Regions from separate parts of the Homo sapiens genome. Here region 2 is linked to region 1. Evidence: chromatin loops called from intact Hi-C (ENCODE). Cell type or tissue: PC-3. All regions are shown on one strand. Each heading gives the region's core, and the rest is flanking DNA. Links, peaks and the distances in the headings are about the cores only.

Evidence for each region. A loop is a pair of places that touch in the nucleus more often than their neighbours do. Peaks named below come from ENCODE experiments on the same cell type or tissue, not always from the same donor. Only the 100,000 strongest peaks of a DNase experiment are listed, where the experiment ranks them.
Region 2: a loop joins it to region 1, with 7 times the contacts of the local background. A loop is called at or near these places in 30 of 110 quality-filtered maps.

Annotation. Positions count from the first base shown.
Region 1 is chrX:9,702,775-9,717,911 of GRCh38, reverse strand. It overlaps TBL1X (transducin beta like 1 X-linked), which reads right to left. Exons shown (of 18, transcript NM_005647.4): 13 at 12,798-12,919; 14 at 8,590-8,664; 15 at 8,152-8,279; 16 at 6,136-6,301; 17 at 2,909-3,010; 18 at 1-1,692. The coding sequence ends at 1,666. Among named protein-coding and RNA genes, the nearest start is that of GPR143, 56 kb to the left of the region's middle. RefSeq lists enhancers at 8,839-9,495, 9,496-10,153. In PC-3, for the core only: a CTCF peak has its summit at 8,724 (motif pointing right); a DNase peak (open chromatin) is centred at 8,751; H3K27ac peaks cover 406 bases.
Region 2 is chrX:8,734,702-8,749,838 of GRCh38, reverse strand. No RefSeq gene overlaps it. Among named protein-coding and RNA genes, the nearest start is that of ANOS1, 10 kb to the right of the region's middle. In PC-3, for the core only: a CTCF peak has its summit at 6,523 (motif pointing left); a DNase peak (open chromatin) is centred at 6,498.

The DNA of each region.
Region 1 (15,137 bases), core at 6,338-11,337:
TTATTTAAAAAAGATCTTTCTCCTAGTCTTCTGTGAGACAAAGAAATTATAAAGATGGCAGAAATTATTAGCGACGTTCTACCTCTATAATTCACGTTCAGGACTGAAAATCTTCCTTCTGCATTCATTTCTGTCAGCGTTAGACTAAGTGACATGCGGGCGCCTCTATGTCAGCTCTGCAAGGACTCGCCAAGCCTGCTCTTGGAGAAATGACCATCGGTCGTTATACGGTTGTGGGAAAGATGTAGCCAACACGCCTAATCCAGCCGAGCAGTCGGTTTCGACGGCTTCTGCAGTACCTTATGGTTCTGCCAATGCTCCCTTGAGGCCAGAGGGCGCGCGGCTCTTCGCTGCTTTCCTGCTGGCTGCCAAGGTGCATACACACCAAAAGATGCGAGGTTCTTCTTCCAGCCGGCATGGCGGGGACCTCCCTCACTGGCTGCAGAGCAATCTCGCTGCTGACCCCGAAGACTGACCCTTGTCCAGCCAGAGTTTTCCTGACCACCTTTCCTGAGGCTGAGGGGAAAGCCAGGGGCTCCCTCAGGCCCTGCCTGTGGCTTCTTCGGTTCTTTTTAAAACATGAATCACACAAAGCTCTCTATGTCTGATGGCCATTTTAAGATTTTAAAATTGTTTTAACATAAAAATATTATTTTTTTTTCCAAAAATACTCCAGGCTCTTTCTCTTATAAGTCATTTTTTTTTCTCCTGTAAAAAGCCCCCCTGCCCTGCCTTCTTACATAAAGCACTTACTACGCGCCAAAGTGCCCTTGAGACCTAAGATCTGAAGCAACTATGAGAAAGGTACAGAGGGAGAGAGAGAGAGAAAGAGAGCACGCCAGTGAGAAAGCGAGCGCGAGCGCGAGCGCAAGGGGAGGAGAGGGTGGGAGAGGGCGGAAGGGGGAAAGCTGTCCGTGGGAGATTGTGTCTTCATGTCCACGGGGCTGCATCTCTTGATGGTGCACTGAAAAAGCAGAGCTCACCAGACAGAGTGGAAAGGCAGGGGGAGGGGCAGGGAGCAACAGAAGGAAGAGACAACAAGCCCAAGACAGCTTCCATCTCAGACGGAAGGCCCCCAGAAGATAGAATTCCAGCCGACTGAAAAACCACCCAATGAACAAAGAAGATTCTAGAAAATAGAAAGTGTTGGGATTACAAAGTTGCGCGTTTCATCGGTACAAACTGGTCTTTGAACCTCCTTTGTGAGAGCAATTGTAGTGTCCAAATTGTTAGGGAAAACAAAAAAAAAAAATCCCAAGGAGGAGGGTTTTTCCCCCTTCCCTGTTTGGTTTATCACAGCATTTTGCTTTTTTTTTGGCACAGCTTTTTACGTTTCTTTCCATTCAGCCATCACAGAGCCTGTTCCGGGTGGAAACCAATCCACACGCCTCGAGCTGGTGACTTCCTCCTTCCCAGGCTGAATGTCCTCAGTGGAAACCATTCTATCCCCGTTTGATATGATTTGCTTCTGTTTTTGCTTGCCTTTTAAAAACTTCTTGATGAAGATTACGAAAACATATAGACTCCTGCGGCCAGAGACGAGTTGGTTTCAGAGTACACTCTAACGCAAGTCAAGTTCCTACAGTTTTGGAGAATAGAGCTGCAACCCTACACATTCACGGCTGGTCATTAGAATTCTTTTCTTTTTTCGATAATATTTTGTGGTTACTTCCGCAGATCCAAAACACACACCTGGAAGGAAAGATAAAGCACCTGTCATCTTGAGAGACAATACAAAGATGCCTTTAGAGTGAGAAGTCGGCAAGCTACGGCCCCCACGCCCAATCTAGCCCTCCACCGATGTTTGTCAGTAAAGTTTATTGGAACATCGTCATGAAGGGTCAGAGAAGCTCTCATAACAGACTGGCATCTGGACATCGGACCGAGCAAACTGAAGCAAACAGCACAGAGCAGAAAGGCCAGGTTAAGGGTAATGATAGGAATTAACAGAGTGGCAGAGGTCCCAGAAGGGACACCTGCAATCGTGGGGCAGATGACAATACGAGCCCAAGTACACAGCCTCTGACAACATTTGGGGACTACTCTGACCCTTGGCCGTTCAGCCAGAACGGCCGCTTGCCCCAGAGGTCAGGGCAACCTCAAGTCCAGGGGAAAATAAGAAATCCAGATGCCCCATGGGAAGAGAAGAGGGCCCAGGAGACCTGCAGGATGGCCACCAGAGGCCCGGGCTTCTCAGCCACAGCATGGGTGACAATTGTGGCCACCCTGTGCACAGTAGGAGGTTTAGCAGCATCCTCATCTAAGCACAGTCACGCGTCACATAATGACGTTTCCAGCAACAACGCACCGCACAGACCGCAGTGGTCCTGTAAGATTATAACCATATATCTGCTGAACCTTTTCTATGTTTAGATAGATCCGGACGCACAAATGCTTACCATTGTGTTCTGGTTGCCTACAGGAATCAGTATGGTCACCCGCTGTCCAGGTTTGTAGCCTGGGAGCAATAGGCTGTACCACACAGCCTCGGTGTGGGACAGGTATTATCATCTAGGTTTGTGTCAGTCACTCTATGATGTTCAGACAAAGATAAAAGTGCCTAATGACACATTTCCCAAAACGTTCCCGTCATTAAGCGACACATGACTGTAGTGACAACCTAAAATGGCTCCAGATATTGTCTAATGTCCTTAGAGGTGCAGAATCACCCTGGTTGAGAACCACCAATTTGACTGAGAAAATGTTGACTAGAAGGACACTCTGGAAGGGACAAGGAGAAGGCCATTCCCAGATGTGGTACCAACTCCGATGGGATCCAGCCCAGAAGCTTCCTTTGGCACTGGGCTAGGCCCTTCAGGACACGAATGCTGCACACGCCCTGGAAGCTCACTTAGGCATCAGCTGCCCCCAACACCCCACTCCCCAGCAAACCAGAGGTGTTGCTTACAGAGCCGTCGGACGCGCTGGCACCCACTTTGTCTCCTCGGGCGTTCCAGCACACCTCGAAGATGCCGCCAGTGCCTCGGTAGCTGTGGACAAGATTTCCACTCTGCAAAGCAAAGCAGCTGTCACTTACAACGCAAGGGGCGCCTGCGACAGATGCAGGTGTGGAATGTGCGCTCCTCCGGCCCTGACGTTTCGTCATGAACATTTTCAAGCATGGTGAAATTTAAGGGTTTTCAGTAAGGACTCTGGGGGCCATGGAGATGTGCCTCTAGGACTTCCCACCACGAGGAGTGAACCTGATTACTTATGCCTGCGGAATCTGCCACATTTGCGTGGATTCTGAGGCTGCACCCAGCTGAGGACTGATGGAGGCGGGAGACCATGGCAGTCACCTGCTGAGACTCAGACTCATCTGGTGGGTAAGTGGCTCATGGACTCTCCATCAGCACGACCAAAACTTTCTACAGACCTGTAAGGGCCATCCCTGACTCTTCCTACCCTTCCCGTCTCCTTCCCAGGGTCAGACTGGCCTTATGGTCTGAATTCTCCCTTCCCCCTACCTTCCTCCCTGTTTCCATCACAGCTCTTTCCCCCAATAAATCTCTCGCCCATCTAATCCTGTTCTGGTGTCTGTTCTTTGGAGGACCTGAATGAATACAACATAATGAATACACCCACCCCAGTAGCAATTAAATTGACTGTAATTCATGATTAAATGTAATAATATGCCATGACATTAAAATGTACGTATTTTTGGACATTTGAAAGAAGAAATGCATAATATACATGTAATGGAAAACACCACAGACCATTGGTTTCCGGTTTAAAACAGCATTAACTTGACAAATCTAAGAGGTAGGGGAAGTTGAGGCCTTTGAAAGAGTTGAATAAGGCCAGGCGAGGTGGCTCACCCTGTAATCCCAGCACTTTGGGAGGCCGAGGCGGGAGGACGGATTGAGCCCAAGAGTTCAAGACTAGCCTGGGCAACACAGTGAGACTTCGTCTCTACAAAAATTAATTTTAAAAAATAAAAAAGAGAGAAAGAGTCGAATAAGCCTTCACTCATGATTCACTATGGTGACAGGCAGGAGAAATCTGAACACCGAGACCAGGAGGGCTGTCCCAAATCCTCTGCTCAATTGGGCCCCTTAAAGGGTGGTGTTCCATGAACTGAGAAAGGTGTGTGTCGGCAGTATTACAGATAAGTATTTTTATACTTGGAGAAAGATTAAAGTGGGCTTTAAGATTTCTCTTAAGAAAATTCCTAAGGATTTCTTGGCCGGGCGCGGTGGCTCATGCCTGTAATCCCAGCACTTTGGGAGGCCGAGGTGGGTAGATTGCCTGGGGTCAGGAGTTCAACACCAGCCTGGCCAACATGGTGAGACCCCGTTTGTACTAAAAATACAAAAGTTAGCCGGCTGTGGTGGTGCGCACCTGTAATCCCAGCTACTCGGGAGGCTGAGGCAGGAGAATCGCTCAAACCCGGGAGGCAGAGGTCGCAGTGGGCCGAGATGGCATCACTGTACTCCAGCCTGGGTGACGAGAGTGAAACTCCGATCCAAAAAAAAAAAAAAAAAAGAAAAGTCCTAAGGATTTCTTTGATTTATAAAAAAGGGTTGAAACAGTTCAGTGAGTTCCTGACAACAGGCTGTACCTAACTGATCATGTCATTGTTTTGATAATTGATGTGTTCTTTTTACAAATCCACCCATTACTATTTCTAGCGAGGATTTCAGGAACGGAGACTCTTGGACACTAGTGCTGAGATGCGTGCTTCCCGGAGAGCTATCTAGGGCTGTGGGGCTGGGCTTGGCGTCGGGTTGGCTCTACGCAGGGTCCACCATTTCCCTTCCTTCCCTGAGAGGATGTGGTTCACATGAGGTCCCTGGGAAGCCTGTGATCTCAGTGGACCCCTTGCCAGTGAACAGGGCTCATCACCATTGAGTCCACAGGGGGAATGAACTTGAGGGTATAAATCCACCTGAATGTCAACCAAGCCAAAAGGAACCAAGAAGGCAGTGCAGATGAAAGGGGGCAGGGGGAAGGCTGTGTGATTCCTCCCCTCCTGAGGCGAAAGGGACCCCTTCCTTATTTTCAACAGCTCCTAGCATATTATCACCTCTCTCTTCCCTTAGACTAGAATCACGTGCTGATGGCCCTATACAATCCTTTATGCTATGCAGTGCTACTTCCCATCCATTTCTACACTTTACAGCTGGAATTCTTCTATCCTCAGGTGTGGCCCAAGATACCCACAGCAGCCACCTTTATTTAAATCCTATGTCCTTTCAATCCCTGCTAAAAGGACAACCCAATATTGACATACCTTATGTCCTCAAACAGAACCTACTTTGATTTGAAAAATTGAGGCTAGGCACGGTGGCTCACACCTGTAATCCCAGCACTTTGGGAGGCAAAAGTGGGCGGATCACCTGAGGTCAGGAGTTCAAGACCATCCTGGCCAACATGTGAAACCCTGTCTCTACTAAAAATACAAAAATAAGCTGGGCATGATGGCGGGTGCCTGTAATTCCAGCTATTCAGGAGGCTGAGGCAGGAGACTTGCTTGAATCTGGGAGGCAGAGGTTGCAGTGAGCCAAGATCGCGCCACTGCACTCCAGCCTGGGTGACAGAGTGAGACTCCGTCTCAAAAACAAAAACAAAAACAAAAAACAACAACAACAAAACAAAACAGAAAAGAAAAATTGAAGTGGCATGACAACAGCAAGAGCACATTCCTTCCCACTCCCTGGTCTGCTCCGTAAGGGAGCTGCAGGAGCTGGTGTGGCCTTGACCCCGTTAGCTGGTCCCCCACTCCCACCTTCTAACCTCAGTATCTAGAGAGCAGCACTTCGGTGATAACTGCTAAGAAGAGGAAGAGGCAGGTGGAAGGTTTCGTGCCATGGACTCAGAAAAGTGAACAGAAGACAGCGGCTCCTTCAAGGAAGAACGTGTGCCAAGGTGAGGGTTTGGAATCAAATGGCCAAGAGCCATGATTACGGTGGACACGACGCCCTTCCTCAGGGAGGGGAGCTGCCGGAGGTGTCTGGTGGGGGAAGAGCTGACAGCCCACGTGGGGTGCACGTGGACAGCATCCACTGGGTCTGCCCGGGGAGCCTGAGCTTGCTCAACTCCCTCCGGGGCACTGCTCTGAGCCAAGGGCACTGGAGTCGTGGCTATTTGGGCATCCCTTACTAAAAGGATTTGGTGTAGGGGTCGGGAGCTTACCTGAGTATTCCAGATATGGACGCACTTGTCGAAGGATCCACTGGCCAAGTACTTCCCATCAGGGCTGAAAGCTACGCTATAGACAGGCTCCTGATGCTTCGTGAGCGTGTGGGTGCAGACGCCTCGTTCTATGTCCCACAGTCGCACCGTAGAATCAAACGAAGCACTAGCAAGGTGGGAGAGAAAGCAAAATCACATACACACGGTGGTTTCAAACAGTTCTCCATAATGTGTATCAGATCTCCAGGAGTTGTTTTTCCCAGCTTTTACGTTTCAAAAGATAATAACTAAAAAGCTTTTTGTCTTCTAAACTGTAACTACTTACAAGTATTAAAAACAAAGCCATAGTCATTAAACAGAAAAAAAGCTTTAATGGTCTTATTAGGGAAACAATTTGATATCTACATTTGTTTCTGCACCTTTTTTTTTTTTTTTGAGATGGGGTCTTACTGTGTTGCCCAGGCTGGAGTGCAGTGGCGTGATCATGACTCACTGCAGCCTCGAACTCCTGGGCTCAAGTGATCCTCCCGCCTCAGCCTCAGCAGAGAAGCTGCAACCATAGGTCCACACCCGGCTAATTTTTATTTTTTTATTTTTTGTAGAGACGGGGTTTCACTGTGTTGCCCAGGCTGGTCTTGAACCTCTGGGCTCAAGAGATCCTCCTGCCTCACCCTACCAAACTGTTGGGATTACAGGTGTAAGCCACTGCGCCCAGCCCTGTTTCTATGTTTCCTATAGACGTAAATGGTAAATATTTTTGTAGAATATTTATCAAGTTTCCTAAAATGCCCCTACAATTTAAAACATGACATCTATTATTACCAACTAAATTAATACAGACAGCCATATTTGGAAAAATAGCAAATTAAGTGAATAAACATTTAAAAAACTTTTTAGGCCAGGTACAGTAGATCATGCCTGTAATCCTAGTACTTTGGGAGGCCAAGGTGGGAGGATCACTTGAAGCCAGGAGTTCAAGACCAGCCTGGGTAACATAGGGAGACCCTGTCTCTAAATAGAAAATAAATTTTAATCAAACAAGAATTAAAATACAATCACATCCACATACGTAATCACATTATTGAAAGCTGCAAATTTTAGTTATTTTCAAACTTAGAACAGTAATATCTATCACAAAGCTATTGTCTGGCTTGCTTTCTTTCAACAGGGACCCATTAGGTACCGGGATGCCCCTTTTATACTTGCTGACTAAAAGGATAATTTATGCTCCTAATAGTACCACGCGACGCAAAAGCACCTTCTGAGTCATCACAAAACAACTCGAGTGTGTAGTACTATATCACACTATATCACAGTACTTTAAGTGGATTTTATGACAATTACTTGAAATATGAGAATTACGGCCTATGTGTTCTTTGTTTTTTTGGTTCCGTCTCTCAGTGGATGCAGGAATTCCATCCTGTCCTCTCTAAGAGATGACCTTAATTCGAGCACCGTCAACAGGAGTTGGTGCTGCCTGGCTTGCTGTCCCTCAACTGTGGCTCTGCAGTCATGTTGGGTGGTTTTTTTTCTTCTTCTGTTTTTTTTTTTTTTTTTTTTGAGACATGGTCTTGCTCTGTCACCCAGGCTGGAGTGCAGTGGTGTGATCACCGCGCACTGCAGCCTCAATCTCCTGGGCTCAAGCCATCCTCCTGCCTCAGCCTCCTGAGTAGCTGGGACTACAGGCACACGTCACCACGCCTGGCTAAGTTTTTGTAGAGATGGGGTTTCACCATGTTGCCCAGGCTGATGTTGAACTCTTGGGCTCAAGCCATCGTCCTGCCTTGGCCTCCCAGGGTGCTGAGATTATAGGCGTAAGCCACTGTGCCTGACTCAAAACCATCCTTACCTCAAAGGCAGGTGTTACTCGGTAATTCTATCCTGGCCCCTTCAAAGTGAGCTACCGCTTTGCTTCCTCTGAAGGGCTTCAACACACGTGCATGGACGCGCTTTAGCAGAATTTCCTGTTGTCTTTGTGTAACACCGAGCTGTGCCAGCTGTGTTGCCTGCCCTTACCTTGCCAACATGATGTTGGAGTTTGGGTTGCTGGTGGCGGGCCCAGTGGGGCTCCACTTGATGGTGTAGATCTCTTTATTGTGAGCCTGAAGATCATGGATGCACACCTCCTGTTTCATGCTCCAGATCTACAGAACACACCAGACACAACATGAGCAAAAGCCATTCCTGCATCCGGGAACGATGTGGAATCATTCCTCCCGGGGGTGCACACGGGGCCCAGGGCAGGGTGGAGGGTGCACAGTGGTGAGAAAGGCTGCAGGGAGGCTGCGATTCTCAGTGGGACTATGACTGAGAAATCGTAGCTCACCGGATGACAGAGGAAGGGAGGGTGGTCAGTAATAAATAATCCTCATGTAAGAGTGACCGTGAGACTGGCATCAAGTGCCCGGGGTTGTCTAGGATTAAACAGCCCACCCCTTGCCATGCCGACTCTACCTTCAATGTCATGTCATCCGAGCAGGATGCCAGCAACATTCCAGACGGATCCCATTTGATGGCGTTGACCTCGTTCTGAAAGAGAGCAGAAGAGTGTGAAAAAGACATCAGGGCCTGTGAGTAGATGAGGTCACCTTCCAGCAGGGGGCAGCAGCGCGCCACCGGCGCTGCAGAAGGTCTTCGGCTTCAGCCTGACATCAAAGGGCACAGCCCAACCAGCCATCTAGTTTCCTCTTTTTCTCACTTTGCCTTTTTCATTTATATAAAACCACAGCCCTATACCACACAACACCAGCCACTCTCATCCATACTTCATTAAGAAAAAAACCTTCCCTGCTAGGAAGGAAGGCAAGTGAAGAAATCACATACCATAAAACGCAGCAAATAAAACCAGTAAAACCAGTTACTTTTTAAATTGGCCTTTGAAAATCACTTTCCTATGCACTTTTCTTTTTCAGACAGGGTCTCACTCTGTCTCCCGGGCTGGAGTGCAGTGGCAGGATCACAGGTCCTTGCAGCATGTACCTCTTAAACTCAAGCAATCCTCTTGCCTCACCCTCCCAAGTAGCTGGGACTACAGGCAGGCACCACCATGCCCTTTTTTTTTTTTTTTTTTTTTGGGATTTTTGCCCAAGCTGGTCTTGAACTCTTGGGCTCAAGTGATCCTCCCACCTCGACCTCCCAAAGTGCTGGGATTACAGGCGTGAGCCACCATGCCAGGCCTCTTATGCACTTTTAATGTAACAGTTCCTCCAGTGTCCACACCCATTAGAAGGTATTTCTCTCCTGCAGGTGAGTGGAGGCGGAGGGAGGGGTAAACATGAGAAGTGAACCCTCACCTATTACGGAGTTCAAGCGGGGTAAGGGCTGATCCAGGTGGAAGATGGGCGACCCAAATGCACACACAGGCAGGCACACATGTGCAACACAAGTGAGAGGCAAATGCTGAGTGGCACAAACACACATGACACAGGCAAAATCCTGGCTGGGGGCTCGTGATCGGCACAGCCAGGTAGCGAAAAGCACAGGCTCAGGACACCTGGGGACCACGAGGCTAAACCCTGGAGGATAAAGGTGAATGAATGTACCCAGGGGCCAAGGGAGACGGGGACACTACCGGGACAGGCATGTGTAAAAGAACCACCTGTGGCAAAGGTTCAGCTGGGGAACAGCCTACCCAGGAGAAATGAGGGGACATGGCGTACCAGCTTGGGGCTCCCTCAGGGGTGACTATAGGGCCCCATATGTCCAGTCCAGTCCCACCATGTGACACCTGCTGTCCCGGCCTAACAATTAACTAATGACACACTCATAATGAATTTTCTAAATTTCATACTCCTAAGGGCTCCGGTTTGGATTAACTGTATGGTCAGGTTGCTTTCTAAGAACATGGAGTTTTGAAGGGTGTGAACTGGACAGTGACAAGGCCACATCTGTGTTCCATGAGGCACACGTGGCCCAGGAAAGGGAGGAGGAAGAAGTTTCGCGGCCCAGGGGCAGGCTGCTGCGAGAGCCCGGGAGGGTGGAGGGGGCCGACTGGAGAGGGGGCTGAGGGTTGTGAGTGTGCACACGCATGGGTGTCTATGAGTGTGAATGTGTATGCAAGGCCAGCAAGGGTGGCTCTGACTGCAGCTGTTCAGAGGAAAACTCATGGGCCCAGGAATGTAGAGCTGGTCACCACTGGCTGTCCCTAGCCAAGCCCATGCAAAGGAACAAATAACTTCCTGGGAGCGGATCCCTAGCTCTGCAATGCAAGCCCCGGTTCCTGGGCCGCCTCCAGAGCCGGCTCATGGGTCTCCACTCAACCCCACTGAGCTGGAGCTTTGTTCAGGGCCATCAGCCACATTAAGACCCACTTAAAGGGCCAAGGCCTGTGCTGGTGGCAAGGTCCTGGGCAGGACACCTGGGAACTGCAGATAGTGTGTACAGCTCTATTAAAAACTTGTGGATAGTCCAGGGTTAGAGGAGAAATAAGTTTAGACCGGGAGAAGAGAGTCAGTTTGGAGCCAAACAGATGTTAACAGGACGATAGGTGCCTGTGCTCTAAAAGCGCCTTCCTTTGGGACAGGGACCCCTGGGCCAGGGGTGGGGAGAGGTGGGCATTAGGGGAATCAGGACAAGGGAATTTACATCAGTTAAGTTAGTGGCACAATGGCAAATCTCCAGGGACTGTGACCATCCTCTCCTGCTTTAACAAGGGACCCCCACCCTGCCCCACCACAGAGATATCCTGGGTGCTGGTGAGAGAAAGGCAAGATGCCATGGTCCCAGCATTGATGCACTCTGCGTTTTCTGGGAGAGGCAGACACGCAGGCCAGCAGCTACTGCCAGGGCTGTGGCATTCATGTGGGCAGTAGGAGCTCAGGGGGTGCCGTGAATCCTCCCCAGGGCGTGCAGAGGATACGTGAATGGGCCTGGAGACTGGGGAGGATTCTGTTTTGGACCGAGAGCTGCTGTGGGGGTCTAAGGCAGGGAGCATTCCAGGCAGGGCTCAGCGCGGGGCAAGGTGCTTGGCTGCACGTGTCTTTAGGAGGACAGAGGCACAGGGAATTTTTGGACACTAGCCCAGGAGGTCGAGGCTAGTAAATGGGTTTACCAGCAGACTGGAGATTGCAGAAGGTTAGAGACCATAGAAATTGGCTAATCTGAGGGAGATTTGGTGAAAGACCGGGAAGCGCCTCAGAGGCCAAACTAAGGAATTTGCTAAGTCAGCTGTTGTTCCCATTGTTGTTCCCTGGTATATAATGGATTTGTCAGCCTCTGCTTGCCTTTAGGATTTTCTCTGTCATTGATTCTGGTGTTTGATGGCCATATGCCTAGGTGGATATGGTCTGTTCTGTTTGTGTGGTTCTGTTTATATTTGTTCTGCTTGAAATTTGCTGAGCTTCTTGGATTAAATGTTGATGTTTTCCACCAAATTTAGGAAAACTTGGCTGTTACTGCCTCAAATGATTTTTCTGTTCCATTCTTTCTTCTCTCCCCATCACGCATATAGGTTTAGGGTCTCTGATATTGTTCCATAAGCCATTAAGCCTTTATGCATTTTTTCGATCTTTTATCTGTTCTTCAAATTGGCCAATTTCTATGCTCTCTAACCTTACTTCCGCAATCTCCCATCTGCTGGTAAATCCACGGATGTGGTTTAGGATCGGTGTCCCCACCCAAATCTCAGGTGGAACTGTCATCCCTGATGCAGAGGTGGGGCCTCGTGGGAGGTGTCCGGATCATGGGGGCAGATCCCTCGTGGCTTGCTGTCTTCGTGAGTTTTTGTCCTTTAAAAGTATGTGACACCCCCCCCACTCCTCCCACCTCTTGCCCCTGCTCTGGCCATGTGAGGTGCCTGCTCCTGCTTCACCTCCTGCCATGGTTGGAAGCCTCCTGAAGCCTCCCCAGAAGCAGATGCTGCCATGCTTCCTGTATAGCCTAAGGAACTGTGAGCCAGTTAAACCTCCTGTCTTATCAATTACCCAGTCTCAGGTATTTCTTTAGAGCAATGAGAGAATTGAGAACTGCCTAATACACCCACCTATTAAGACTTTCATTTCAGACATTATATTTCTCAGTTCTCAATTTCTTTTCTTTTTTTTTTTTTTTTTTTTAAAGAGACAAGGTCTTGCTCTGTTGCCTAGGCTGGAGTGCAGTGGTGCTACTGTAACTCACTGCAGCCTTCAGCTCCTGGGATGTGACTACAGGTGTGCATCACCATACGCAGCTACTTTTTAAAATTTTTTGTAGAGACAGAGTCTTGCTATGTTGCTCAGGCTGGCCTCAAACTCCTGGCCTCAAGCAATCCTCTGGCCTCAGACTCCCAAAGTGCTGGGATTATAGGCATAAGCCACCACACTTAGTCTCCATTTGTTTTTTAATGATTTTTTTTTCTATTCACTGCAGATGTGCCCCGTCTATTCATTTATTGTGAGCATCCTTTCCTTGATGTCCTCTACATGTTTCTCATGGCTACCTTAAAGGCTTTGTTGCCAAATCCACCATCTAGGTCATTTCTGAGTGAACTGTTCTCACTGCCAACCCCAAACTGAGTCAATCCAACCACCATGGTTACCATGGGGTAACCATGACAGCTCAAATAGCCAAGGGGCACATTAGAGCTGGTCTGCTGCTGCAGTAGCTTTTAATTCTAGGCACACAAGAATCGGCTCCCACATCACATTCTCACAAACTCGAGACCAGTGACAAGAGCTCTCACTTACTGTGTGTCCCTGGAAGGTTTTGACTGGGCGGTCACAGCCGAGCCTGCACACATGGATACACATGTCTGTGCTACAGGAGGCAAAGGTCGTGTTGTTCTGCCAGTCCACATCAAGGGCAGGGGCTGCAGTAGGGAGGGAGGACATCTGGAGTTACTCACTGTTGCACAGCTCCATGGATTTACAACAATGAACAGCACAATCAAGAAGCCTCTTTAGTTTACTTATTTATTTATTCTAGAGACAGGGCCTGCTCTGTCACCCAGGCTGGAGTGTAGTGGTGCGATCATGGCTCAACGCAGCCTAGAATTCCTGGGCTCAAGGGATCCACCCACCTCAGCCTTCTGAATAGCGCATGCCATCACGCCTAGCTAATTTAAATTTTTTTTTTTTTTTGCAGAGACGAGTTCTTGCTATATTGCCCAGGATGGCCTTGAACTCCTGACTTCAAACTATCTACCCGCCTCGGCCTCCCAAAGTGTTAGGGTTATAGGCGTGAGCCATTGCACCCAGCCAAGAAGCCCCATTTAGTAACATGATAAAAACGTCTCAAGCGTGAACACAGTCTCTTTCTAAGACCTTAAAGACCCTCTCCTGCCACGTTGGCAGGGATGACAAGATGTCCTGGGAGAGAGGCTCCGTGACACTTCTTGCACCCCACAGCCTGCAGAATCTCCCGCTCCCATGGCACAGTTAAGAAGGGCAGGTGAGAGGGCCGCCCTGCCTGCTCTGTACCTTGCTGCTTCCAGCGGCATCTCTGCAGTGAGCTCATTTGATTTAATTTTGGACAAAGAGGAGAAAAAAGGAGAGGAAAGATTTCATGTCCTATGTTCAAGATACCTCAATATGAAAAAAACTCTCCTGTAACACATTAAGGCATCCCCTTGACTAGGGGATAATTAGGGTCAATAAAAACCCCTTTGGGATGAAACGGAACGCACACTTCAGGGCCTGTGACCGACACCCTCCCTGACTTTGGGCCTTTCTCAGGTCCAGGTGGTTCAGGGTCACAAAGACAGAACAACGGGGAGCTGACCTCCCCTTGTAGTTTAGTTACAGCTATGGGTCTCATTCTCTACCTTCTGATTTATTTTCTAGGATGGCAGCTGGGAATCCAACAACTTCCCAATGTACCAAAATGGCCAAGGCACTCGCTAAAAGCCAGGCCCTGGTTCTGTCCTCAGAGCGTCTGCCTCCACAGGGCTGGACCATGCCCTGAGAGGCACTGGAAGCACAGGTGACAGCAAGGGCACTGAAGTCCTAGCAAATGGACCTCATTCCTCGTTCTGCCTCTTTACTGATGTGCAGCTGCAGGTTGACGGCTTCCTGGAGTCTCAGCTACAGATGTGGATGTTGCAAGCAGCCCCAGACAAGGGGGAGAGAGCCGAGGCATCTCAGGAGATCAGCAGTGCCCGGGACAGGGAGTGCGCTGGAGGTGTGGAAGTTCCCACGGTGGGGGCCCCCGTGCACTCTCATCCTCTTCTGCTTCTGGGGAAGCATGGCTTCAACTGCTCACTCCTGTCCTCTAGCAGAGAGTGGGTCTGCGGCTGGGAGCGAGCATCTGTTCCACCTCCTCTCAGGCGTCCACGGACTGCAGGGGTCACCCGCCTTCCTAGGGGCCAGGAAGGGCGCTGTGCTCAGGTCTCCGGTCTCTTTCCACTGCGGGGGCCACACCAGCAGATCATGTTCCCTGGGCTTCTTCCCACCTCATGCCAGAGAACTGATGAGCAGCAGAAAAGGCCATGCGATGCCGAGACAGAAGGGCACAGGGGAAGAGGCGGCTTCTCTGGTGATCTCTTCCCTTCCCTTCTCTGGTGATCTCTTCCCTTCCCTTCTCTGGTGATCTCTTCCCTTCCCTTCTCTGGTGATCTCTTCCCTTCCCTTCTCTGGTGATCTCTTCCCTTCCCCTGAAGGTTCTGAGCAACCCCACCCTCTTATTAAGGATCATCATGAGGCTTCTTGTGTGGAGAGGACCTCCACAACCAGCCCCGTGTCCGGAACCCTGACTATCAAAAGGAATGATTTAGGGGTGTGAAAAGTACTGTGCTCCATTACATGTGAAATGGAGGGACAGTGCCTCCCTTCCCAGGGTTCATGCTAATTTAAGGGGGTAATGCCTTACGGGGCAGAGAGCTTGGGACTTCGAGAGCTAGTCGTCCGCATCTGACCACCTCTCGTAACCCTGCGCTTCCCATGCAAGCCCATGGAAATTACTTTTAGCTACTGAGTGGGCTCCATGATGCCCCCAGGAGAGGAGGCAGCAGGGTTAGGGCAACTCTACAAGTGTGCCCAGCCAAGAACTCTCATTGGTTTTCCTAGATACTATGGTCCATTCTGTTATTT
Region 2 (15,137 bases), core at 3,896-8,895, 970 kb after region 1:
AGAGTTACTGAGTGAATAAATAATGTTGAACTTGCTGCCAGAGAGGTGAAACACAAAATTACTGGGAGAGGGGAGATCAAATTAGAAACAAAGCTATTTAAGCTTACTTTTCTTCCACCATCAAGAGAAAAAGGAGAATAAGAGCAAACAAATGAAGCAAAATAAATGCTTCTCATTGTTCTTCCTGTGGACACCTTTGATACCTGATAGACGATAAACTGTCAGTAAATTGCAGTTTATTGGGAGGGAGCTCTTGCAGGTGCTATTTCCAGCCTTTCTCTAGTTAGAGAAAGGAAGATAGAAAGGTTTTCATCTCTATAAGAAGTTCCATTGAGACTATTTGAATAGGAACTGCAAGAAGGCAGGGTTTGGGTGGGGCATGGAGTAGTGGAACAGTAGAAGAAATGGAAAACATCCACATTGGTTAATTTTTCCTTCGAAACATCACCCAAAATGTTTTGAATGAAACATTCTGTGCTGTGGGTTGTTTAACATCTTTTTTAAAATATTGTGTCCTGTGTTGTGTGTGTGTATCTGTGTGCATACGTGTGTGTTACGTGTTCGTGTCTGTGTGTGTGTCTCTGTGTGTGTGTTGTTATATAATGCTGTTTTAGTTGAAGGATGTGTTTATTTATTTGGTTGGTTTTCCTAGAACTAATGGATGATTTGAAAAACATGGGATTGGTTATGTCAGTGCTTCTCAATTGGGGAGCGGGGCGATTTTGCCCCACCGGGGTCCCTTTGGCAATGTCGGAGACACAGTTGGTGTTGTAAGTGGTAAGAGGTTCTACTACCATCTAGTGGTGAAAGGCCAGGGTTGTTGCTAAAAATCCCACACAGAAGACAGTCTCCAAGACGAAGAGGGATCCTGTCTAAAACGTCAATGGGGTTGATGTTGAGAAACCATGAGTTTCCCATTATTTTAATCCAATTACCAGGACTTTTCTGAAATCTACTATTTGAATTTAGGGAAAAGTATTCTTCTTGTTGATTCTCTAACCTGGAGGCATTCAAATCACCAAGGTGCTTTAAACAATACTGACACCAAAGCCACCCCAGACCAATTAAATGTGGATGTCTCGCAGTAGGGCCTAGGCCTCTGCATTTTAAAATTCCTAATAGTTTTTAGCATTGAGCAGCACCCATTTAAATGATATAATGTAGGCCGGGCGCGGTGGCTCGCGCCTGAAATCCTAGCACTTTGGGAGGCCGAGGTGGGCAGATCACGAGGTCAGGAGATCGAGACCATCCTGGCTAACACAGTGAAACCCCGTCTCTACTAAAAATACAAAAAATTAGCCCGGCGGGCTAATTAGTGTGGCGGGCACCTATAGTCCCAGCTACTCGGGAGGCTGAGGCAGGAGAATGGCGTGAACCCGGGAGACGGAGCTTGCAGTGAGCCGAGATCGCACCACTGCACTCCAGCCTGGGCAACAGAGCAAGACTTCGTCTCAAAATAAATAAATAAATAAAATAATGCAGGAACTCAAAACCACCCACAGTTGATTTATCTTATCCACACTAAAAGTATCCACAAATAAAATGACACAATTCTCCAACTTAAACCAGAATTTAACAGCTGTCATTACTCCATAAGTTCCTATGTACTTGTTTATATTTTATAAAAGAAGATTTTCTTTCACTTAAAGAAAAATCCACATTAAAAAACAGAAAAGAAAGTTTTGGAATATAATAAAAGTATTTCCTTCTTTGTTTTGACAACTTTGTGGCAACCTTCAAGTTCTAAGTCCATTTCTTTATAGTGAATATTTCAGTGACTCATCAGAGAGGCAAGCTAATAATAATAATAATAATAATAGTTCACCTTATGTAGTATTTCATGCTGTTAGTGTGTGAGATTGCAAGTCTAAATCAAAGCCATTATAATTTATCTGTAATTAGAAACCAGCACTTGCCGAGCAAGGTGCTTGTAATCTCAGCACTTTAGGAGGCTGAGGCAGGCGAATCACTTGAGGCTGGGAGTTCAAGACCAGCCTAGCCAACATGGAAAAATCCCATCTCTACCAAAAAATACAAAAATCAGCCAGATGTGGTAGCACCTGCCTGTAATCTCAGCTGCTCAGGAGGCTGAGGCAGGAGAATCGCTTGAACCCAGGAGGCGGAGGCTGCAGTGAGCTGAGATCACGCCACTGCGCTCCAGCCTGGATGACAGAGCGAGACTGCATCTCAAAAAACAAACAAACAAAGAACAACAACAACAACAACAATAAAACTCAGCACATAAAAATGCCTGTGGATTGAGAATTTTAAAATCGCTTTTAGAATAATTAGCGGTGGGGGGAGGGGGGAGGGATAGCATTGGGAGATATACCTAATGCTAGATGACGAGTTAGTGGGTGCAGCTCACCAGCATGGCACATGTATACATATGTAACTAACCTGCACAATGTGCACATGTACCCTAAAACTTAAAGTATAATAAAAAAAAAAGAAGAATAATTAGCTGTGGTTTGAACTTAAACAGTCTGCTTTTTTACTTGGATTCTTATTCACTTCCCTTCACTTTAATTACAGTGGTGCAAGTATTATCTCTCTCTCTCTCTCCACCCCCGTCTCTTTCTCTCTTTCTCTCTCTCTCTGTCTCTCTCCGTCTCTCTCCGTCTCTCCCCACCATGTGCTCAGAACTTTCCCGGAATTAGTTACGAAGTTAGAAATAAACAGAAGTTGACTTATCATATTACTGAATAGTCTCCCAATAGCATTTAAAAAGCACATTTAACAGGAGTCTCTCCTGAAACTCACCCAAGTAATTGGAAAGTAAATGAGTCTTAACAGAGATAAAAGAATACAATTCAATAAAAGTAGCAGAAAACCTCAAATGACTGACACAGAGAGATTTCCCACATATTACTTCCCAATATTGCATTACTTAAAATTTGCCCAAATTACCCGTCTGCACATTCCAGAGCTCACCAACCTGTAGATATAAGGAAAGACATATTATTGTAGTAACTATTTTTCTAGCTTGTGGTGCCTTTTAAAATCCTCTGAAATCTCCTTATAGCTGTTTTATACCCACACTTACTCCTATGTGATCTCATTTGGCCCATTTTATTTTGAACATTATGCATATAATGCTGATCCTGAAATCCGTGTCTCCCAGGAGAGTGAAAAACTATAAAGAAAGGCATTCCCTCCCTGCAGACAGGCACAGTGAGCTCCACAGAAGGCCAGCCTCATTCTTATGCCTTTGCGTCCTCATAGCTTAGCTCCCACATATCAGTGAGAACACACAATGTTTGGTTTTCCATTCCTGAGTTACTTCACTTAGAATAATAGTCTCCAATCTCATCCAGGGCACTGCAAATGCTGTTAATTCATTGCTTTTTATGGCTGCATAGTATTCCATCATATATATATCACAGTTTCTTTATCTACTTGTTGATTGATTTGGGTTGGTTCCACAATTTTGCAATTGTGAATGGTGCTGCTATAAACATGTGTGTGCAAACATCTTTTTCGAATAATGACTTCTTTTCCTCTGGGTAGATATCCAGTAGCAGGATTGCTGGATCAAATGGTAGTTCTACTTTTAGTTTTTTAAGGAATCTCCACACTGTTTTCCATAGCGACTGTATTAGTTTACATTCCCACCAGCAGTGTAGAAGTGTTCCCTGTTCATCGCACCCATGCCAAAGATTGGAGACTTGGGGAGAAGAGCGGGAGGGGGACGAGAGACAAAAAAACTACAAATATGGTGCAGTGTACACTGCTCAGGTGATGGGTGCACCAAAATCCCACTAATCACCACTGAAGAACTTACTCATGTAACCAAATACAACCTGTACCCCAATAACTTATGGAAAAATAAAAATAATAATAAAAAAAGAAGACCAGTGTCATTGCAAGCATGGGTTGTTTAAACCACGGAGTTCTCATCTTCTCCTCATGTGTCAGTTCCCTGTCTTGGACTCTTTACCTTCTCATTTTTTCTGACAGTGACATATTGTTTCACTAGGTACTTGAGACAGCTCTACAAAAGTCTAGGGCTATTTTATCCCCAAGGCTAACACTTTTCAGTCATCTGAACACTATCTTTTGGTTCCTTATTATTCCTAAGAAAAACACTCAATTACTAAGCCTTATTCTTCTCTGACTTTCCATCCAGAAAGAATACAAAACAAACAAACAAACAAACCATTGCTTTCTGACCCATTCTTTTAACAAATGATGCATTTAATATTGCAACAGAAGCTTAGGACCCTGTGTTGCTGCTTAAGTGACCATGCAGTGTCTGGCACTGTTATTTTGACTTCATTATATTTTTAATTTTCAGGTACACTGAGTTAGATAAATTGTAACTCCTGGTCCGTGACATTTGCAACATTGTTCCAGGTATAGCCCATTTTACTTATTTAGCTAACTATTTAATTAGGTATTGTTAATAGCGTAATGGACACCAGAAAATCCCACTGCCACTAACAAAAGCTAGGCCTTATACAATCAACAAATCCTCCTGTTTTACCCACTATTATCTTATAATCTATGTCTACGATGATCGCTTCTTCCCCTTTTATATAAATTTATTGCATATACTTGTGTTTTTTTTTTTTTTTTGAGACAGAGTCTCCCTCTGTCACCCAGCCTGGGGTGCAGTGGCACGATCTCTGCTCACTGCAACCTTTGCCTCCTGGGTTTAAGCTATTCTCCTGCCTCAGCCTCCTGAGTAGTTGGTACTACAGTGCATGCCACCATGCCCGGCTAATTTTTCTATTTTTGTAGACAGGGTTTTGCCATGTTGGCCAGGCTGGTCTCGAACTCCTGACCTCAAGTGATCCACCCACCTTGGCCTCCCAAAGTGCTGGGATTACAGGCATGAGCCATGGCGCCTGCCCTATTGCATATATTTGCTACTAATAAGTATTTTTTTTATTCTAGTTACCTTTAACTTTATAAAGAGATAGTATATCTTACCATGTGTAGTCTGTTGGCATTTTTTTCACATACTGTTAAGGTTTTTGTTTAACATATGCATTTCTGTAGTTAATTTTAACAGCTGTACAATATTTCAGTATGTGAATGTGCAAGAGTTTATGCAGCTGTTGTCCTATCGATGGACACTTTATTGGTTTCAGGATTTTGATAACGTGAGCTGTGCTGCTGTAAAGTTGCTTGGTCAAGACTTTGATAATATATATGCGGTAGCTTCAGTTGGGTTGCACCAGGAGTGAAAATGAGGGATCGTCATCTATGCGGGTGGTTGGTTTTTTGGTGGTGATGTCCGACTCTTTTCCAGAGTCATTGCATTAATCGATACTCGCACCAGCAAAGTATCAAAGATGCTTTGAAGCCAGGTGCAGCGGTTCATGCCTGTAGTCCCAGCTACTCAGAAGGCTGAGACAGGAAGATCGCTTGAATCCAGGAGTTTGAGACCAGCACGGGCAATAGTAATACCCCATCTCTAATATCTTAAAAATAAAAGATGCTGTAGAGCCATACACTTTCAAAGAAGTTAGCATGGTCAGACTTCTAAATTGCAGCTGAATTAGCATGGTCAGACTTTTATTAAATTGTTGCCAAAGTAAAAAATAACAGAGAGTGTGGGCTTATTTTATATTTTTTCCAATCACCAATGATGCTAAACATGTCTTTTAGAAACACGTTTCTTCCTCTGTCCATGCCTGTTTATAAGATTTTCTCTTTTTTTTTTTTGTTCTGTTTGTGCTCTTTTCTTTTCATGTGTAGGAATTAATTCCATATTCTTTATTCCAACACTTTGTCTGGTGTGTATTGTGAAGGCATTTTCTACCACATTGTAATTAGTCTCTTTTCTTTCTTTAAGATGTCTTTGGTAAACAATATGCCTTAATTTTAACATGACCAAGTGGATTGAAATTTTCTCTCTCTCTGTTTTTTGTTTGTTTGTTTGTTTTGTTTTGTTTTGTTTTTTTGATGGAGTCTTGCTCTGTCACCAGGCTGGAGTGCAGTGGCATGATCTCGGCTCACTACAACCTCCACCTCCCTGGTTCAAGCAATTCCCCTGCCTCAGCTTCCTGGATAGCTGGGATTACAGGCACACGCCACCATGCCCGGCTAATTTTTTTTTTTTTTTTTTTTTTTTTTTTTTTTTTGTATTTTTAGTAGAGACGGGGTTTCACCATGTTCGCCAGACTGGTCTCGAACTCCTGACCTCAGGCAATCCTCCCGCCTCGGCCTCCCAAAGTGCTGAGATTACAGATGTGAGCCACTGCGCCCGGCCTCTCTATCTTTTTTTAGTTAATGCATTTTGTGCTTTACTTAAGAAGTATCTCTCTAATACTAAATTCATCTTTGATCTGACACCTGATTTGTCTCTCAGGTAATGGTTTGAGGATTTCCTTCCTTGCTTCGCTGGTCCTCTTCAGGCTTTGCTGGAGGATAATTCATTATTGCCATCTTAAGCTTTGTCTTCGAAGGTGTCTTGTCTATGAGGGAACTTCAGGCTCCAGTGTCAACTCTGACTTTGGAAGCAAGTTCTGGGGCTTTCTCCCAGGGTAGCCCTTTGGTGCCCCCTGCTGGCAAGTGTAACCAGGACAGCCAGCATTAAATCAGCCAAACTACTAATACATTCTGGGAAGCAGAGAGAATGTGGTCTGATGAATTTTGGGTTTAGGCCTCCATAATTTCAGATAACGTTTATGCTATTCGTAAATTCTTATATCATACTTCTGAACACCTAGAGTAAAAATTACATATTGAATACAACAATTAAGAAGTTGTAAGAAAAAAAGAGGCCGCAAATTGAGGAGTGTCGAGTATTTCCAGTTCCAGGCAAATAATTTGTTGAGCGCCTATCAGAAATAGCCATCAGCCATAAGAAGTGGAGATGGACATGGACATGTAAACAAAGACTTGATAAGGCGTGGCGAACATAATAAAAATGAACAGCATGAAGAAAATACTCAGGAGGTGTCATCTGAGAATGTTAGAAAAGGCTGCCCATAGGACAATACAGTTACCTAAGGTGGGGACAATAATACATTTCTCAGTGCACCAGGGTTGGCAGGCCAAGAGGAGAGACGACCATTTCAGGGGAGAGAGCAACATCCACCACTGGCATGGGCATGGAGTGACAGCGTGAAGGCGCCAGCTGTTTAGTTCTTCCGTAGCGTGGCTGACACTGATGGGTCTGGGGAAAGATGAACTTTGAGGAGGGAAGACATTATAAAGCAACTCTTACTGCATGATAAACAACTGTCACATCAGCAGGGGGGATCCAGCCATGATTTTTAAAGAGGGCAACAATAATAGCATATCCTAATTTTAGAAAGACGTGATAAGAGCTAACACTTCCGGTGGTGTTCACCGATATTAACTCAGTGAATACTTATGACACCACAAAGTTGGTATGTTTTTCCCATTTTCCATTTGAGAACACTGAGCTACAGAGAACATATATAATATCCCCAAGTCCACACTTCTAAAAGCTTCCACAGGGTCGACTGGGGTTCATACCCAGGCAGTCTTTTGCAGGCTCTATGCTTTCAGCAGCTTTTATTTAATTGACCGTCTTGGGTACTTTTGCAATAGGCCAGGCACGCTTCCTGCACTGGGCAATGGGGGCTGGGTTCCTGAGGCAGGATTGTGCGTGTGTCTCGCCCTTGGAAACGCCCAACAGGGAGTTGGTCTTACGTAGCGTAGTGAAAGCTCAGGGCAGAGGTGGTTGAGAGAGACACATGCAAATCTTACAGCTCTGCAGAGCAACTAGGGAAAGGCCCCCAAGGAGCCACTCGTAGACACCGCCTCTTTGCATAGCTGCTTGACCCAAAGCAGAGTCTTCATCTCTGGGAAGGAAACTCAGGGTCTGTGGTGGGCCCCGGTCAAAAATAAATGACCCACACCTGGGCCAGAGCCCCTCACCCAAGTGGACACCAAGTCAGGACTGGCAAACGAGATTCTGGTTTTCACAGCATAGAGAGAAGACAGAGCCCCAGTACTGACTGGGCTCTGTAAGGTAGAGCAACAGTGTCCTCAATTCCTGCCACATGGACTTCTTTCCCATGCAAAGCCTCCTTGTCCAACTTGCCCTTCGATTCTATCACATGGAACAGATTATTTCAAGAACAGTGACGAATCCAGAAGGATGTAAAAAGAGGCTCCAGGGAAAAAAACTGAGGAAGAGACATGGGAAATCTAGGGATATGTGCTGTTTAGGAACAGGAGTTTCAAAGGAAGGGGTCTTGGGAATAAGTCAGTTCCATAAGCTCAACAAGGTAAGAGCAAAGCAGATGGGGAGATTTTTGTATCCTCAGCAAGAAGTAATTCCCTTGTCTGCTGAGTGGCTTGAAGACCACTGAGTGGGAAATCTTCTGGTCCAAAATGACAGAAAAGACCCGTGTTCTACTTTGAAAAAATGAACAACGATAATGAGGACAGGATATAACTGCTAATCTAGAATTCTGTTGTAGAAAGAGTATTCTCCAAAAATAAAAATGAAACAAAGACATGGCAATGCATCCCCTCAAAAAGAAATCTGAGGCCGGGCATGGTGGCTCACGCCTGTAATCCCAGCACTTTGGGAGGCCGAGGCGGGCAAATCACCTGAAGTCGGGAGTTCAAGACCAGCCTGGCCAACATGGAGAAACCCTTTCTCTACTAAAAAACACAAAATTAGCCGGACGTGGTGGCGCATGCCTGTAATCCCAGCTACTTGGGAGGCTGAGGCAGAAGAATCACTTGAACCCAGGAGGCGGAGGTTGCGGTGAGCCGAGATCGCACCATTGCACTCCAGCCTGGGCAAAAAGAGCGAAACTCCATCTCAAAAAAAAAAAAAAAAAAAAGGAAATCTGAGAAAATCTGTTTCCAATAGAACCATACTAATATATATATACAGTTGCATATATTTAACTTCTTCCAGCAGAAGGAATGATCCCAGATGGAAACATGGAAATATAAGAAAGAAGAAGCAATGTAAAGGATAAATAAATATTAAATCATAATGAATATTGAGTGTATAAAACAAAAATAATAAGGCTTGTAAAATTTAAATTATATAATTAGAATTAAAATGTACAAACTGACAAAGAAAAATAGAGTCTACAAATAGTCCTTGTACTTATGGAAATTTTGTGTATATATACATACAAAATTGTATCTATCTAAATTATCTATCTATCTATCTATCTATCTATCTATCTATCTATCTATCTATCTATGATGTCTTATAATCCCTTAATGTCTGAGTAGGCAGTTATGATAGTCATAACTTTAAAGTTTTTGCAGACAATGATAAAAAGTCTTTTGATTTTAAATAAACAATGAACATGTGCACCTAATCTTCTGAAAACAGAAAAGGGTTTAGATCTCTTTTCATTTCTTTCTTTGTGCATAATGCCAGGAAGCAGTAATTCACTGGGCGACATCCTACTAATATAAATGAGCTGACCATTTCTCCAATCACGCCACTGGTCTTCACTGGCTTCCTCTGTATCAGTAATTCAGGAGCATTTCTGCCTGTATGAATGCTCTCAACTGAATGCTTTTCCTAGCACCGTCCTCCTCCATATATGAAAAGCATTATGAACATTGAGATGCTGGAAATAAATTCCTCAGGGATAAATACCACCTGAACTCTCATCAATTCAGAATGGTAGCTACTAATTATTTGCAGGAGAGGAAAAAGAAAAGTGTTGAATACATATGGACACCTCCCCTTCAGTTTCTTTTTGAGCACAGAAGTTGTTACCATGTTGCTAACTACCTTAGCTATCTCAGGCAATGTCCAGAAAGACCAGGAAGAAACATTCCCATTAGGAATCGCCATTTAAACATCAAGTGAATCCCATTCACCATCTTTTTTTCTTTTCTGTTTTCTTATTATTTTAGAAAACAGGGTCTCACTTTGTTACCCAGCATGGAGTGCAGTGGTGCAATCACAGCTCACTGCAGCCTCAACCTCCCAGGCTCAGGCGATCTTACTTCAGCCTCTCTGGGACTAGGGGTGTGTGCCACTTGCCCTGATTATTTTATTTTATTTATTTATTTATTTATTTGGCAGAGACAAGGTCTTGTTATGTTGCCCAGGCTCCATTTACCATGTTTGATATTCAACTGTTGTCCATCTGTGTCCCAGTGAAACACAGATTGCTAAGAAAACAAAAGGCGAAGTGAACTCCTGGCCTTGGCACTCCATGGAACTCAAAGTCGACCTTTGATGTGCTACATAGTGCCTGAGGAGGGCTGGGCATTCAGAGTCCCAGAAACAATGAGGAGAAGAGACCAGAAGGGAGTCAGCTTTGCTCTCTGACTCTGAAACACCCAAAATTCAATCTCAGAGCGGAATATTCTCCAGTTGGTTCATGCTAGCCACTACAGAAAATCCTGGAAATAAAATATGTCTCTTTGTTTTGTTTTATTTGTGGTCCTAGGGGATGCTTTTTATTAGCTCCAGTGGATACAGAAGAGGAAACAGTTAGTTCATGCCTTAGTTACATTCAGAGGCCCTGCCCGCTTGGTCTTGGAGCAATGCAGGGCTTCCCCCAGGTTTCCAAACATGTTTATGTTCATCTCTTGGCTGTTGTCTCATCTTGTGCAGAGCGGCTGGCGAGTGTTGAAAGGTAGTTTCTGGGTCTTCTTCATGTTCTCTAAGGCAGCAGATAAAGCCTGTCAACTTTTTTTGCCCTTCTTTTCCCTGGCGTCAAATTTTATTCATATGTTCTCACATTTTACAAAATCTTAAAAAGCAAGCCATGTAGGAGCTGCAAAAAAAGTGGTTCCAAACAGATGCTTCCATAGATGTAATTCACAGTCCACCTTTGTCAGTTAATTTTGTAGGGAATATTTGGAAAGTGTTTAAAAGTTAGGAAAAAATTGTTTGAAACTGCTATACTAATCTCCCTAATTTAGGTCAGTGTGACTGTAGAGATGCAGGAACGCCTTGCAATATTGAAATCCACACTGGAAGTAATTAAGTTAGTGCTAAGTGAAAATGTGGCATGATTACCCCAGTCAGATATATGCTGTAGAGTGGACAGCTTTGTCCTAAAATTAGGTTATCTCACAGAGACGGTTCTGTGCTTTCCTTCCCGTTTTATTTAAATGGCCAGCGTGTGGCGCTGTCTCCTGTTAAAAAGCTGCTTTTGTAATTTCCAGCGGCTTCTCTCCAAATCGCTTGGTATTTATGTGGCTCAATGTCAATTTCAAAAGGCTTGAAAACATCAGAGAACAAAAACCCACTTAATACTTTCAACAGAATAGAGTTTCAGTAATTCTGAAGAGCACTTGTAGATTTATTTTCATGTTTAAACATGAAATTCAGAATAAACATGATCATTTATTTGAGCTTTGTTTAAAAAAACTGCTTCAAAAAAGTCTCATTTTACAAAATTTTAAGTACAAATTTTACTGAAAAGAACATTATGCTCTTCACATGAAAAATAGGCCACTCGAAAGTGAGAAATGTCATTTTTAATTAAAGTTATATCATTTAAGACTTCACTAAATTCATGCTTCTATTAATTTGTTTATGCTTCTCCAAATATTTTAGGGGCAAGCCAGTAACATTTTTGTCATACATTTTTGAAATACAATAGTTATTGTTTATATTTTTAATAGCCTCCCACATTTGACTTTAAGTATTTCTAACTATTTGTATGTTTTTCAATATCTACGGCTTGTACGGAGAATTTGACATGAGAGCCCTAAGTATTTATGGTTGCTTATAATAGTGTTGGTAATGTTAGAAGTAGGGTAAAATTAGCTAACTGCCTTGTCACTGGGGCAAGCGTTCATTTTACGGGCGTCAAGCAGCCTGTGAAACCACTGGGTTTCAAAAACCCACCCTCCTTGCTGGGTGCAGCATCTGTTCTGCTGTGTAAGACACCAGAATCAACAGAGGCCATCACATGTGCTAGAGAGACCGATTCATGGTGGGGCTCCGGGAGGGAAAGTGCACCCACAGCCGAACATCACCATTGCACATCACCATTCCCATCGCCAGACAATTGCTCTTGACACATGAAAATACGTCCTCTGACATACTTTATTTATTTATTTTTATTTTATTTTATTTTGAGACGGAGTCTCGATCTGTCACCAGGCTGGAGTGCAGTGGCGCGATCTCGGCTCACTGCAGTCTTCGCCTCCCAGGTTCAAGTGATTCCCCTGCCTCAGCCTCCCGAGGCTGGCTAATTTTTCTTTTTTTTTTAGTAGAGACGGGGTTTCACCACGTTGCCCAGGATCGTCTCGATCTCCTGACCTCGTGATCCGCCCGCCTCGGCCTCCCGAAGTGCTGGGATTACAGGCATGAGCCACCGCACCCGGCCTATTTTTTACTAATTATTTTAACTTTAGTAACGATTGCAGCCAGGAAAAATACCTTAGCAATTTCTTAGTCCAGACTCTCAGCACAAGTGTAAACAGGCAGCAAACAAATTTAACACTGATTGATGATGACATGACAATATGAAAGGGCAAAGAGACAAATTATTGAGAAGTGGTGGTAGTTAGAAATCATAGTATTTGACAATTTTTCGTATATTTTGCAAAGGAAGTTTAAATGTCATTAAAATAGTCTTTAGTGCACAAAAGTAATAGGAAACACAATTCTGAAACTTTGTAAAATCTTAGGAAACATCAAGATGACTAATAAAAGTGATCGCTTTAAACTGTATGGACTGCAACTAAATTTTTATAATCTCGTTGAAGGTGAAAAATGTGTTATATGCTAAAGTTATCCCCAAATAGGGTATCTAGCCTTGCAAGGTGATAAAAGAAAGCAGAAGACTGTAAATGGATGCGGTGGTCTTTTGTGTAAACTAGAGTGTATATTCAAAGACCCTATGCCAAAAGCAATCATTGTTATTTGTAAAATCATTAAATTGGCCATCGGGAACAGATGGGTACAGTACCATAAAGGTACACCTCATTCCTGCCTGAAACCATATTGCGAAAGATGAAAATCTGACATTTATCCATTCAGTTATTAATTGTATCCTGTGCTGTGCAGAAGAGAAATTAAGTCTGGAGGAGAAGGAAAGCGGTTAAAGAAGAGCTTTAGCGGAACTGAGCTAGCAAAGCCTGAGAACATTGCCTGAGAGGGTGGAAGTATGGGTCATGGCCAGTGAGCTTGCAGGGCACACTCCTTCATCTTGCCACTGTTGCTTTTCCTGAAGTGAACTGCAGTTTCTAAGGGAAGATGCACACTCTTGCATCATCAAATGGAGGCAACTAGAAAGGAAACTAGACCTCATCTGTGACTTTCTTCCCCTCACTTTACTTTCCCCTGAGAACCAAAACCAGGGACGATGTCGTTTTGTTCATGACTCCTAAATGCTGTCATATTTAAGTATTTGTTCTCCAAGTTTTGAGTGAGTTCTCATTTTGCTTTTCCAAGAGAGGCATGTCAGATAAAGATTATATTTGCTACCTTCAAACTTTATCCTTATCCAGTGTAGCTGAAAGCCCTTTAAAAAGGCAAGTTGCTTTCTGAAAAAAACAATGAGTCTAAGAGAGTCTTAGCTAAATGTACTGGAAAAATATGTCCATTTGATTGTTAAGAAATAGACTAGTATGTCCAATCCATATAAACACACATCTAAAAAAAGATACTTTAAACAACAGTAAATCATAGATGCTATTTAAATAAAATTTTTTGTACCATTTTTAATGGTTATGTACTTTTTTTTATTTGTTTGTTTTGTTTTTTGTTTTGAGACAGGGTCTGGCCCTGTCACTGAGGCTGGAACTCAACGGCATGATCTGGGTGCACTGCAGCCTCGACCTCCTGGGCTCAAGCAGTCCTCCCACCTAGGTTTCCTGAGTAGCTGGGACCACAGATGTTTACCACCTACCACCATTCCTGGCTAATTTTTGTACTTTTTGTAGAGATGGGGTTTCACCGTGTTGCCCGGGCTGGTCTCAAACTCCTGAGCTCAAGTGATCCTCCTGCCTTGGCCTCCCAAAGTGCTGGGATCATAGGCATGAGCCACCGAGTCGGGCTTCAGATGTACTTTTAAAATCAATTATCCCTCAAAGTGTAGTCCCTGGTTGAATTTGTATAGAATCACTTGGGGTATTATTTAAAAGCTGACATTTCAACCCTCCACCCCGGATATACTGACTCAGAATCTCTCAATTTAGGGCCCTGGAGTCTATGTTTAGTAAAGATTTCAGGTGTTTCTCATTCTCTGCAGAAAAACAGGAAAAAAAAAAAGAAAGAAAAGAAAAACCAATAATTAAAATACAAGGAAAATAATAATTTTTGGAAACTGTGAAAGAGGGCTTTATTTTGTGTGATTTCTCCAGAACCTGACCAAGACAACCACACATTTTGGTCTATCTTTGTTCATGTAGATATAAATAAGAGATAATTAAGGTGCTTTTCTACTCTCTTTGTTAAATGTGTGTTTGTCTATTTAAGTCAAACCAAAGTCAATGTGAAGTTAAATTCTTCTCTAGACAAATTCGGATCATGGGGGTCAAGGAGATTTGGAGAAAGACATACTAAGTACCGTCTTACTAGCTGCACCCGAGGGTCCTACCCCTTTATCCATCATTTCCTCAGCATACTCTTAGGGTTCTCCTCCCCTGTGGTTGGCTTTCATGAACTTAGATTGTGGCTTACCTGGTAATGTCAAAAGTCAGAGAACTTCCATGTTTCAGTTTGCAAGGTGAGCTGCATAATAAGTTGGGCATACATGGGCAGAATGAAAACAAAACAAAACAAAAAAACACCGAAATTTGACTGTTATTCTGACTTTACTAGAATGCTTTCCTTTTAAAAGTTACTTTAAGCTGCAATTAAAGTAAATAATATGAGAAAGGCCTGCGTAATCACAGAGGATGTCTGTGATTATTCTAAAGGAAGAAAGCAATATAACTGCAAATATTATTTTAACATATTTATAATAAGGTGGCTCTATATGTTTAAAACCAAGTTTTCTGTTAAACTGACTGTTCTCCTTTGTGGTTTATTACAAAACGCATTTATTCATAGAAATGAATATGCTATGGAACCCATATAAGTAGCACACACACTGCTTTTTAAAAAAAAAAAAAAACGGCAACCCCTGTGAACATCCAAAGGCTGTTTTTAAAAGCTCAGCATGCTTGTCCTTGTGATTTCACTTTCTGGAATATGCATTTCATGATATGACATGCAAAATTATAAATCAAAGTTACCTAAGAAAATGTCGGTG